2 separate regions of the Homo sapiens genome follow, and region 2 is linked to region 1. Evidence: chromatin loops called from intact Hi-C (ENCODE). Cell type or tissue: PC-3. All regions are shown on one strand. Links, peaks and the distances in the headings refer to the core of each region. The heading gives the core; the rest is flanking DNA. Region 1 has its middle 35 kb from the start of LINC02671. Region 2 overlaps LOC124902439 (a long non-coding RNA gene).

Evidence for each region. A loop is a pair of places that touch in the nucleus more often than their neighbours do. Peaks named below come from ENCODE experiments on the same cell type or tissue, not always from the same donor. Only the 100,000 strongest peaks of a DNase experiment are listed, where the experiment ranks them.
Region 2: it touches region 1 in a loop (2.0-fold over the local background); 1 of 110 quality-filtered maps calls a loop at or near these places.

Annotation. Positions count from the first base shown.
Region 1 is chr10:64,957,311-64,962,708 of GRCh38, forward strand. No RefSeq gene overlaps it. Among named protein-coding and RNA genes, the nearest start is that of LINC02671, 35 kb to the left of the region's middle. RefSeq lists an enhancer at 2,306-2,475. In PC-3, for the core only: no CTCF peak of the experiment used is centred there; a DNase peak (open chromatin) is centred at 2,781.
Region 2 is chr10:64,591,810-64,597,207 of GRCh38, forward strand. The region is part of intron 4 of LOC124902439 (a long non-coding RNA gene); the gene reads left to right. All of the region lies in intron 2 of LOC105378335 (a long non-coding RNA gene), which reads right to left. Among named protein-coding and RNA genes, the nearest start is that of LINC02671, 330 kb to the right of the region's middle. In PC-3, for the core only: no CTCF peak of the experiment used is centred there; no DNase peak of the experiment used is centred there.

The DNA.
Region 1 (5,398 bases), core at 267-5,266:
CCTCAAGCATTTATCATTTCTCTGGGTTCAACATAGACAAATATGCCAGGACAAGAAGAGGTGTAAAATAAGAAAAGGTGGAAACTGCCTGTGTAACTTTGTATTTGTGTAAACTTAAAAGAAAATGAGGAATATTGACAGAAGTCACATTACTTTGTAATTGTAGCTAGAAATAGCTTTATTTAATGCAGTAAACAAGTGTCAGATAATTCACAAAATAGTTTCTAATAGAATGAATAAAATAAAAATAAAAGAGTTGACATGTTAGCTTGAGAGACCAATGGAATAATTCAGCATTTTTATAAAATAGGTTTTTTTTAGTGAAAACAAGGCAACTGGAACTTCCCATATTAAAGGAATGTCTTGGTGCTGATCAAATGCTACCAGGGAACAAGCCACTCTACCTCTAAGCAAGCTTTCTGGAAATTGTCTCAGAGTTGTGATTTATAAAATAAGATTAAAAATTGTTTGCACAATAACTCAAACCAGTAGTATATTTTTAACCAGAACATCATTTATTTAGTCAATCTGAGGCAATTGCAATTTTATGTAATCAAGTTAGACTATGATTCATAAGGTTATGTAGACTACAACCATGCTGTAAGTGGTAATAATAGCCAGTGTGGACACATCTCAGAGGGGAAAGATATCTAGAACCACCACTCATTTTCCATTCCAGTAGGCAGATGAGAGAGACTAGAGAGCCCATTAGAATGAGAAACAATGAAAAATTGTTTCTAATGAGGATATTCCTTCAGCCTACCCATAATTTTTATGGACATGCTGACCAAATTTTCCTATCATTCTTAGCACTTAATGGTTTTGGAGTCATTATACTTCCTCTCAGATATAAACTTTGATTTCATGAGTGCACAAAATACTTTTAAATAATTATCCTAAAAGCTTGTTTAAGGCATTCTTGGATATTTTTCCATAAAAAGAATTAATCAGTACATAAATATTCTCTAGAAAAGGAACTTGTGGGAGCTTTAGAAGGGCCTAACACTGTAAAACACTCTAAACACATAGGAACAGCACCCAGGACCACCAAAGTACTTAGTATCATGTGAAAAAGTTGCTCTACTTATGGCAAATGTGTTGTAGTACTAGGCTTGATTTTATTCACTTCCAATACCAAAGGGGCAATTCTTTATTTAAGAGAACAAACCACATGGAATTTTTCTCCATGTAATGAAGGAAAACAGTTGACACAGACACTGAGATTAACTAAGAGCTGCAAGCCTAGGAAGTAAGTTGATATTCAGCTAGACATTGAAATACCTGTTTTCTCCCAGGATTTATTTATCTCACATCTGCTTAAACCTAGTATTTTTTTAGTGAATCAGAAATATGATCCAGGCAAATAAGAAAAATTTCAGTAAGTTGGAGTGTAGTGATAGTCAAGTTGACTGATTATAAGAAAGAAGCCACTATGGAACGTATACAGCATAGATGTACAGATGTGCCTCACCCCTCCCATGCCACATTAAACTTACTATAAATGTCTATCTGGGGTTGAGACCTTCAATATCTTAAAATTCCACAGGTATTTCTTCAGTGCACTGAGGGTTGCAAACCACTGGTCTAGAAACAATTAAGGCTGAATTAAGGAAATCTTGACAATGAATCCCCATCAGAATATACCTTATTTTAGAAGTTACGATTCAACAGTCATAGTTTATTTTGTTGTTGAATATTATCTTACATAGAACTTAACTCATGTTGACAGCATGTGCTAACTGCAGTCACTGCAAGGAGGAAAAACAATTCATATGCCTAGTCGGGGTGAAGCTAAAAAAAATGACTTCCCTCATTCAAAAGTTGAAAGAGTTGTGAAATATCTTTAATGAAAAGACAAAGACCACTGATTTGGCTTATATTATGAAAAATATTTTAATGAATTTTCTAAAACTTTTGAAGCATTGGGAAACCTCTGGTTTTTCTATTGCTTGCCCTTTTGAAATGTCGGACTGTGGTGTGGATGAATAGCCTTCTAAGATGCATGGGTTTTGCACATGATGTTTTGTGTGCCTACACAGGGACAATGCCTATATAGATACAGAATGAATTTGAGGTTTTCAGTTGGGTATTTTCTTCCAGGTGCAGTATTTCCATCTGTGATAATGTGGCTTTGTGTGGACCTCATAAGACCAACACATCTAATTCTCCCCCCAAAAATGGTCAAGGTCATGCACACTATATTTTATGGGTTTTTGGGGTTTTTCTCCAAATTCATATAGACATTATGTGTGAGTCTAAAAGATATCTTCATAAATCAGCTGTAGAGCATGAGAAGGGTGGTCAACTACTATCCAAGGGGCATAGAAAATAATGAGGGTAGCTTTAATTTGAAATAGAGGTGTTAATCTCAGGTCCCAGGGTAAGCATTGTTTCAGGATTAAGCATAATCCAATATTTCTCTAATATAAGATTTTTAATTTTTAATTTAGTAAAGTTACCTGGTGATATCTTATAATTGTGCCTTTCTCAGAAAAATGTTATCAGCCTTGAAAGTACATTTGAATCATTAGCTATGACTTCATCCCCAGAGATTTTGATTTAATTGATGTTAAGTAGGGCCTGGGTATGTTTTGCCTTGTTTCATTTTTGATATTTTAATATCCCAAGGACTTCAAATATCTTACAATAATAACATCTATATTTATAGATGTTGGTTTATAAGTGTATAGAACCTGAAAATCTGTACATAAAGGAGTGGTTCAACCATATTTACATGGATATCATAAGATGTATTGAGGGAAAATAAGTAACATGCAGGACGGGCATTTCTGACTCAGGATGAGTAACAGTGTCAGAGTTTTGCATTTTTTTATTTAAAAGCTCTCCTTATCTTTATCATAAAATATGTAACAGAATTTTATAGTGTTGGGATAGAACCGAAATTGGAAAAAATGTTGATATTTTGCAAGGAGAGAAAGGACTTTGCCCTTTTACCTGTGAGGAGTGCTTAATGTGTCTATTTTAAATTATTCTCATGAATTTAAATTTCCAGTTCCAAGAGTGCACATGGTGGCACCTATAACATTTTCTAAGATTTCCAAAATACTATAAAATATTCTCATGTTCTCAAAGGCAGAACCAGCCTTTTAAAATTTAATTTAATCAGCACTTTAAAAATTATCCTATGAATTGATGGGTGTAGACTAGATAGTTATCCCTAACTATTTTTTGTCTCCTCATAACAGAATTAAATCTTTTTAGCTATTGCTATGTGTCTTGCCTGTGCATCTAATGGAAATTGTATACATCCTTGCCTCACTGATTTAGGGCTTGATAATATGACATAATTTGACCAATGGGATGCAAGTACAATAAATTTAGCTCCATCCTGGCAGAAGCTTCAGTCATTACATAGTTTGGTTTGGGTGCTTTTGCTTTTCCCCTAAGTCATGAGAGAGCAGACTTGCATGTTAGAATAGGGAGACAGATGGAACAAAACCACAGTAAGTCTGCAGTCTTTTAAAAAGCAACATAACAACAAACCTTCACAATCACAGCAACCCACAGCTGACCCTTAGTATGAGTTAAATGGCAAAATATATTGCTAGTAACACTAGACTTATTTGCTATACAGAATTGCTACAGCAAAAGTATAGACAGTTATTGACAATATATATTTAGCTATTGATAAAATGTATCCTAATATTAACAATAGATATATGATTCAAGGGCATACCAAACACATCACCTATTGACAAACACCAGGTCTGGATACGTATCTATTTATATTTCAATGGGTAAACAATGGGGAAACAGGAGCTTACCATAAAAACAAAACAAAAACAAGGCATAGTAAGCATTTTAAAACCTCAAAAGAAGAAAATAACTCCTAAAAAGGAAAAATTTCTTGGCAATATCTGGAATCATCAATATAATGTAAAACATATATCTTATTAGGAAATAGAAGCAGAAAACCCTTAGGAAGGAATTGACCTAGATAAAAAGACAACAGGAAAAAATACACAGAGAGAAAGTGAAACAATGAAGAATTGCAAAGCAACTGAAACTCAAGAGCAGAAATACATTTCACATTATGTGTATTAAAATGCAGAGTTGACACTATGTACATTTGATCAGTGATGTGTGTGGAAAATGATAAATCTGAGTAGAAGAATAAAGTCAAGAAAAGGATGAGTTAACACCTACTGACTACAAATACAGAGCATAAAACTTAAATTCTAGAGATTCCCGAGAAAGAAGCCAGAGCAACTAAAATATATGGCTGTATTGAAGAAAATTATTCTGGGCTTGGAAAAATAAACTGAAGATATATATTTGTATCTGTATACACGCACATACACTTTAAAAATAAATCCTGACAACATCCAGAAAGAAAGAATACAGTTTATTAACTAGAAAATACACACTTCCACTAAAAGATATCTACACCCTTTCCCATAGTCATTTGGTCTGGTGTTGAAGTCAGATCCATGAAAATTGTTAACAGCATTTCCTAGGCTACAATCACTGGTCACTGGTTCAGATCAGTTCAATCAGAATTTTAAAAAGATTATTTGTTTGATTCTTTGGTAAAAACAACCCTTTCTCTTGTTCTCTCACTTGCTCTTTCTTTCTGTCCCCCATCACCCCTCTGCCTAAGTAAGTTTCTTCACCAGAGTGGTTGGCAGTCATATTATAAAAATAGATGAGTCGAAATCTCAAAATTCTCCTGGCATTGTGGAAGCCATAGTAGAAGAATGGAAAGACACAATGTTATTGAGGGCATTGCTAAATCAACTATGAAGTCAGACTTCCTATGGAATTTATAATCAATTGAACCAATATATTGCCTTATGGTATAAACTTCTATTCATTAATATTTATATTATTTTTAACAAACATTACCCGAAATAAGACCTGTTCTCCAACTGGCAACTATTCATTTTCGATTTTTGAACAAGCTACGAGACCAGTCTTTCCATTTGTTGGGTTACAAATAAAAATTGAGGCCCTTTGAGTAAGGAAGGTGTATTATAGATAATGTCAGTCCAACATAAAGATAATTTTAAATGATTTTGATAAATGTGGTGACAAACCAGAACACAAACAATTAGAAGTCATTCTTTGAAGTTCACTCACATATTGTAAAAAAATTTTTGAAAAAAATATCTGAAAAATCAATGCTGAAAAACCTATGACAAAATAAAGAAAATACAACTATATAGCAAAACAGATATTCATAAATATTCATAAAAATAAATATTGATATTTAAAACAGATGAATAATCAATAATGAAAACATCACCATCAATGGGTAAATGGATAAAGAAAATGTGATATATATGCACACATGGAATACTATTAAGCTATAAAAAGGATAAAATCCTGTCATTTGCAGCAACATGAATAAACTTGGGAGATACAATGTTAAGTGAAA
Region 2 (5,398 bases), core at 195-5,194, 370 kb before region 1:
TGAAATTATCAGCTGCTCTTGGGTTGAGAGGAGAACAAAATAAATAGAAGTCAATCAATGTGGTAGCAGACATTTGAGTTCCAGCACAGCCTGAGTGGAGAGACCTTGTTAACACGTGGATATTTAATTGACATGGCAGAAGGATCACGCCTTTGACATAAGGCCCACATTATATAATAAGGCCTACTTTAGACTTCCCTAAATCTTAAAACATAGCCAAACCAAAATATATGAGATAGTAAGAACTAGGAGTTTGAATACTCACAAGTTAGAGGAGGTAAATCCATCCTAACACTACATAAATCTAAGCCCATATATGTTTAAAAAGTTCAGTCAATAGTTGCCTAGGGAAGAAAAATCAACACTATGCAGAGAAAGATAACAGAATTCAGAATCTATATATCAATTATAATATCCAAAATATAATAAAAATACCGTTTCTCCAAATAAATATGAAATTTTGACTCATAGCCAAAAAAATATAGCGAGGGAATAGAAACACACTCCAAGATGGCTCAGATGTGAGATTTAGGAGACAAATCTTAGAACAGTATAAGTGCATTCGAGGACTTCAAGAAAAATATGGTCTCAATGAGTAACTATATAAAGAACCTCAGCAGAGAAATAGAAATTAAAAATGCAACAAAATGGAAATACTAAACAAGTGATGCAAGAACTGCAGTGGAAAGTTTACAGTAGGCTTAATAGTAGCTAGATTTTTTTTTAAATGGAAAGTTAAATATAAATCAAAAGGCAGTATTCATTAAGATAACTGGATTGTATAACTCATCAGTTAATTCAATCAGAAGAGTGTAGAATAAAATTTGAAAACAAAACAAATGAAAGCAAAATAGGGCCATATTGACATATGAGCCCTATTATACCAATAATTGCATTAGATATATATGGACTAAACATTCCAATTTTAAGTCAGAAATTGTCAGGCAATTAAAAGACAAAGCACAACTATCAGAGATGTAATCAAGATGTGCTTTAAATATAGAGGTGAAAGTAAGAGGAAAAAAAGATATACCATGCAAACACTAAACAAAAGAAAGGAGATATGGCTGTATTAATATCAGCCAAGGTAGGCTTCAAGACAAGAAATGCTATCAGAGGGTATTTCACTTGCTAAAGAAACAATTTATCAAAAAGACCTAAGACGCCTAGATGTAAATGTAAAAGCTCTATAACAATATATGTAAAACAAAACATCTATGACAACTCTCCAATGAGAGAAAAAGAGACAAATTAATTATCAGGGTTGAGAATTTTAAGCCACTCTTCTCAGTATTTGGTAAAATGAGTAAGCAAAAAATCAGTAAGGATCTGATCAAAACTGTCAACCAAGCTCACTTAATTTTTCATACCACTGGATATAAAAACTACAGAATATGTATTCAAGTGCATATGGAATATTTATCAAGATAGACCATATGTTGGGCTATAGCACAAATCTTAATGTATTTCAAATGATATAAATACAGCAGAGTAGTTCTCTGAAAAGAATGGAATTACATTAAAGATAAAAAATCTAGAACATTCCCCAGTATTTGGAATTATGTAACCTACTCTTATTAAAAGTTACAGGGTAAGAAAATTAGAAAATATTTTCAGCTCAAAGTATTTTCAGCTTGACATATCTTAACACGAGTTTTTAATGAAACACAAGTTCATAAAAAACTTGTGTTAAGATATGTCAAGCTCTCTGAAAATAATAAAATTAAATTAGAAACAAAAAGACTAGACAGTTCCAACATTTGAAAATTATATAACCTACTTGTTTGATTTCAGATGAAGCATTATTGAGATTTATTTAGAGACATAATTTATACAAGTTTCTGCCCAAGGCTTATCTTTGGAGGAAACAGAATAACATCTGTTTATGCATACTCAGAAGAAAGCTCCTTGCTCAACTTTAAAGTTATTTGGTTATAAATGGTAAGATGAAATATTTCCATACACTGTACATATGTATATATATTTGTAATAATGTTTTTAAACATTGTTCAGGTAAAATAATGGTGACAGCTTTGTATTAAGGATACATTTCTAAGTCTGAGAAATAAATTTTAATCAGTATTTTTAAAATGAATATTTCCTTTTAAAATAAACAGTGCTTTTACTGAAACTGACTCTCTCTGTCTCCAAGCCAAGGCAATTTGAAACAATCTGTTTGATAAGTGTCTTCAGTAGAAGAACCCAATTTCCTGACTATGTTGGCTTTCAATGAATAAAAAAAGTCTCAAAGAAAAGATGATATATTTCTGAAATAGAATAAAAGTAACAAAGAAAAGTTGAATCAATTACTGTAGAAATTCTTAGCAAATTTTCAAAAGTAAATTCTTTATAATTAAGTTTTCGAATAGATGCAATACCCAATTTATCCTCTTCCTTTCAAGGGCATGTACTTTTTCTCAAACCTGCTATGAATGTATATAGCTGGGATGATTCATTTTGTTAACCCGAGGTAAACATAGTCACATTTTATAACTTTTCTCTCAAGATCTAACCTGCCCATACTAATAAGGAGTCCAGTCTTTCTCTTTTGTATCTATTCCAAGTCTGAAATTCCGGAATGTTCAAGAATCAAGGAACTTTACTCAATCTATCTATTTTATCAATCAATCAATCAAATTGCAATTTTGATATTAATGATATTGATAAGTACTATAATTTTTTCAAAAGGGAGGGTAATACTTATCCTAGTGAGTATAGGTTGTAACTAGGTATTTTATATTGTAAAATACAGTTTAACCAGTGTGCTGATGAATATACACTTCTAATAAACCGAATGCATTTGGTGAATTTGTCTTCCTGAAAATTTCCCAGAGCAGAGAGCATTTAATTTCATTTATTTGTTCATTCAGTCATTTTTTTCAGTTTAGTCATGCACCCATGCCAAATAACAGGGATTACATGTCTACTGATGACTGAGAACTCAGTTTTACATGACACTTGAAAATTAAAATGATCCTAAAATATATAACATAAAAATCTATCAACTTAACAAGATGTGTAAGAGTTCCAGTTATTAGTATGAGTAATATATTGGAAATATAAAGTTATCTATACTAACAATGCATTTTTTCTTCTTTCTTTTTACTTATCTATTTCTTTCTATTTTATAGACCTTGATCTCTAATTTAATGAACATGTAACAAAAAGCATCTCACTTATGGCAGATCAAGATTTTTTAAAGTTTTATAAATTCATTTGTTGTGATGGTTAATTTTATGTGTTAATTTGATGTGCCATGGGGTGCCCAGATTAAGCACTATTTATTTATTTATTTTCTGAGACAGAGTCTTGCTGTGTTGCCCAGGTTGGAGTGCAGTGGCGCCATCTCGGCTCACTGCAACCTCCACCTCCCTGGTTCAAGCCATTCTCCTGCCTCAGCCTCTGGAGTAGATGGAATGACAGGCACCTGCCACCACATCTGACTAATATTTGTATTTTTAGTAGAGATGGGGTTTCACCATTGTCGGCCGGGCTGGTCCCAAACTCTTAAGCATTATTTCTGGATATCTTTGTGAGAGTGTTTCTGAGTGAGATTAGCATTTGAATCAGTTAGCTGAACAAAGTAGATTGTCCTTCCCAAGGTAGGTGGACATCACCCAATCTGTTAAAGACCTGAATAGAAAAAAAAGAAGAGAGAAATTTACTTTTTTACTTCTGGCCTATCTGCTTGAGCTGGGACATTGGTCTTTTTTTGCCCTTAGAATGTAATTTGCACCATTGGTTCTTCTAAGAGCTAATGCATGCTCAAGAGTATGTTCTCAGGCCATTAGACTCAGACTGAAATTATACCACCAGCTCTCTTGGGTCTTCAGCTTATGGAGGGCAGTTCACAGAACTTCTCAGCCTCCATAGTCATGTAAGCCAATGCCTTATAATAAATCTCTCTCTCTGTCTGTACATATATCTATTCATATATAGTATATAATTTTACATAGTTCTTAATATGTATTCTGTATCCTATTTGTTCTATTTTTCTGGAGAATTCTGACTAATCCACTAAGCATATATTATTAAAAGAAATACTTTCTGGAATAACCAATGTCCAAAACAGCTAAGTGGAAATTCCCTAGTTAATGCAACTTGCAACTCAGTTGACATTTGGTAAAACTAAGAAGTAGTGAAAATGTTGTCTTCTATCACTATCAGTAATGTGCAGTCCATAAGAATGATACTTAGCTCTAGGGCTTTAGAACTGACAGTCATTTCTTTGATAATAGAAGTTTTAAAATGTACCAGTTCTACAAAGGTAAGTTTATTTAGATGAATTTTTTTTTTTTTACTGTAGATATTGGGACTTAATGAGACATGAATTATAAAATTGAAAACAGTTTAAAATCTCTACTTACAATTCATTCAGCCTATTGAAATTACAGTATTCCTGCTGGGATAGTTATTAAGGTATTGTTTTTCAGCTCTGAACTCACCTTCCATTTGCTTTATGATTCTGCTCCTGGGATTCTGAAAACTATATTCTTCCTTTGCTGTTAAAGTATTCCAATAGGGTACAATGGAGAGAAAATAAGAAGCAGGAGGTACGAAAAAAAAGTGCTGCTTCCATTTTTTTTTTTTTCTTATTAGAGTCATCTCAGTAAAGGACCTTCCTATAAACAACAGCAATTTGTTCTAGTGTTTATTTTTTCCCTCTGCTACTTCCAGATTCAGCCTTTGGAGGGTACCAGCAGCAGTCAGGCGGCGACCTCTTCAGAACCTGAGGCTCAGGTCCAGGCCCTCACCTTCACACTTCTAGCTTCTGATAACACCCGATTCCTCCTTTATTGCCCCAGCCTTAGGAGATGGAGCTGCTTTGTGCAATTCCTATTTATGACTAAAACTTTGTACGCATAGATTTCACAGGTAAAAGAGATTGTGATAACAATACTTGTTATCATTTATCTTTTTGATAATAGCCATCTGAATAGGTGTGATATCTTGTTATGGTTTTGAATTGCATTTCCCTGATAATAGTTATGATAAGCACTTACTGGCCATTTTTATATCTTGGCAAAAATGTTTATTTAGGTCCTTTGCCCACTTTAAAATTGGGTTATTTTATTTTATTTTTATTTTTACTCTTCAGTTGTTTGAGTTCTTTGTATATTTTGGATATTAACCAACATATGCTGGTTTACAAATATTTTCTTCCATTCCATGGGTTGTTTCTTCATTGTGTTGATTGTTTTCTTTGTTGTGCAGAGGATGATTTTTGGTTTGACACTATCCAATTTCTGTAGTTTTGCTTTTGTTGCCTGTGCTTTTGGGGTCATATCCAAAAATTATTTCCCAGAACAATGTCAAGGAGTTTTTCTCTTACTGTCTTCTTCTATTCATTTTATAGTTTCAAGTCTTATGTTTAAGTCTATAATCCGTTTTGAGTTGA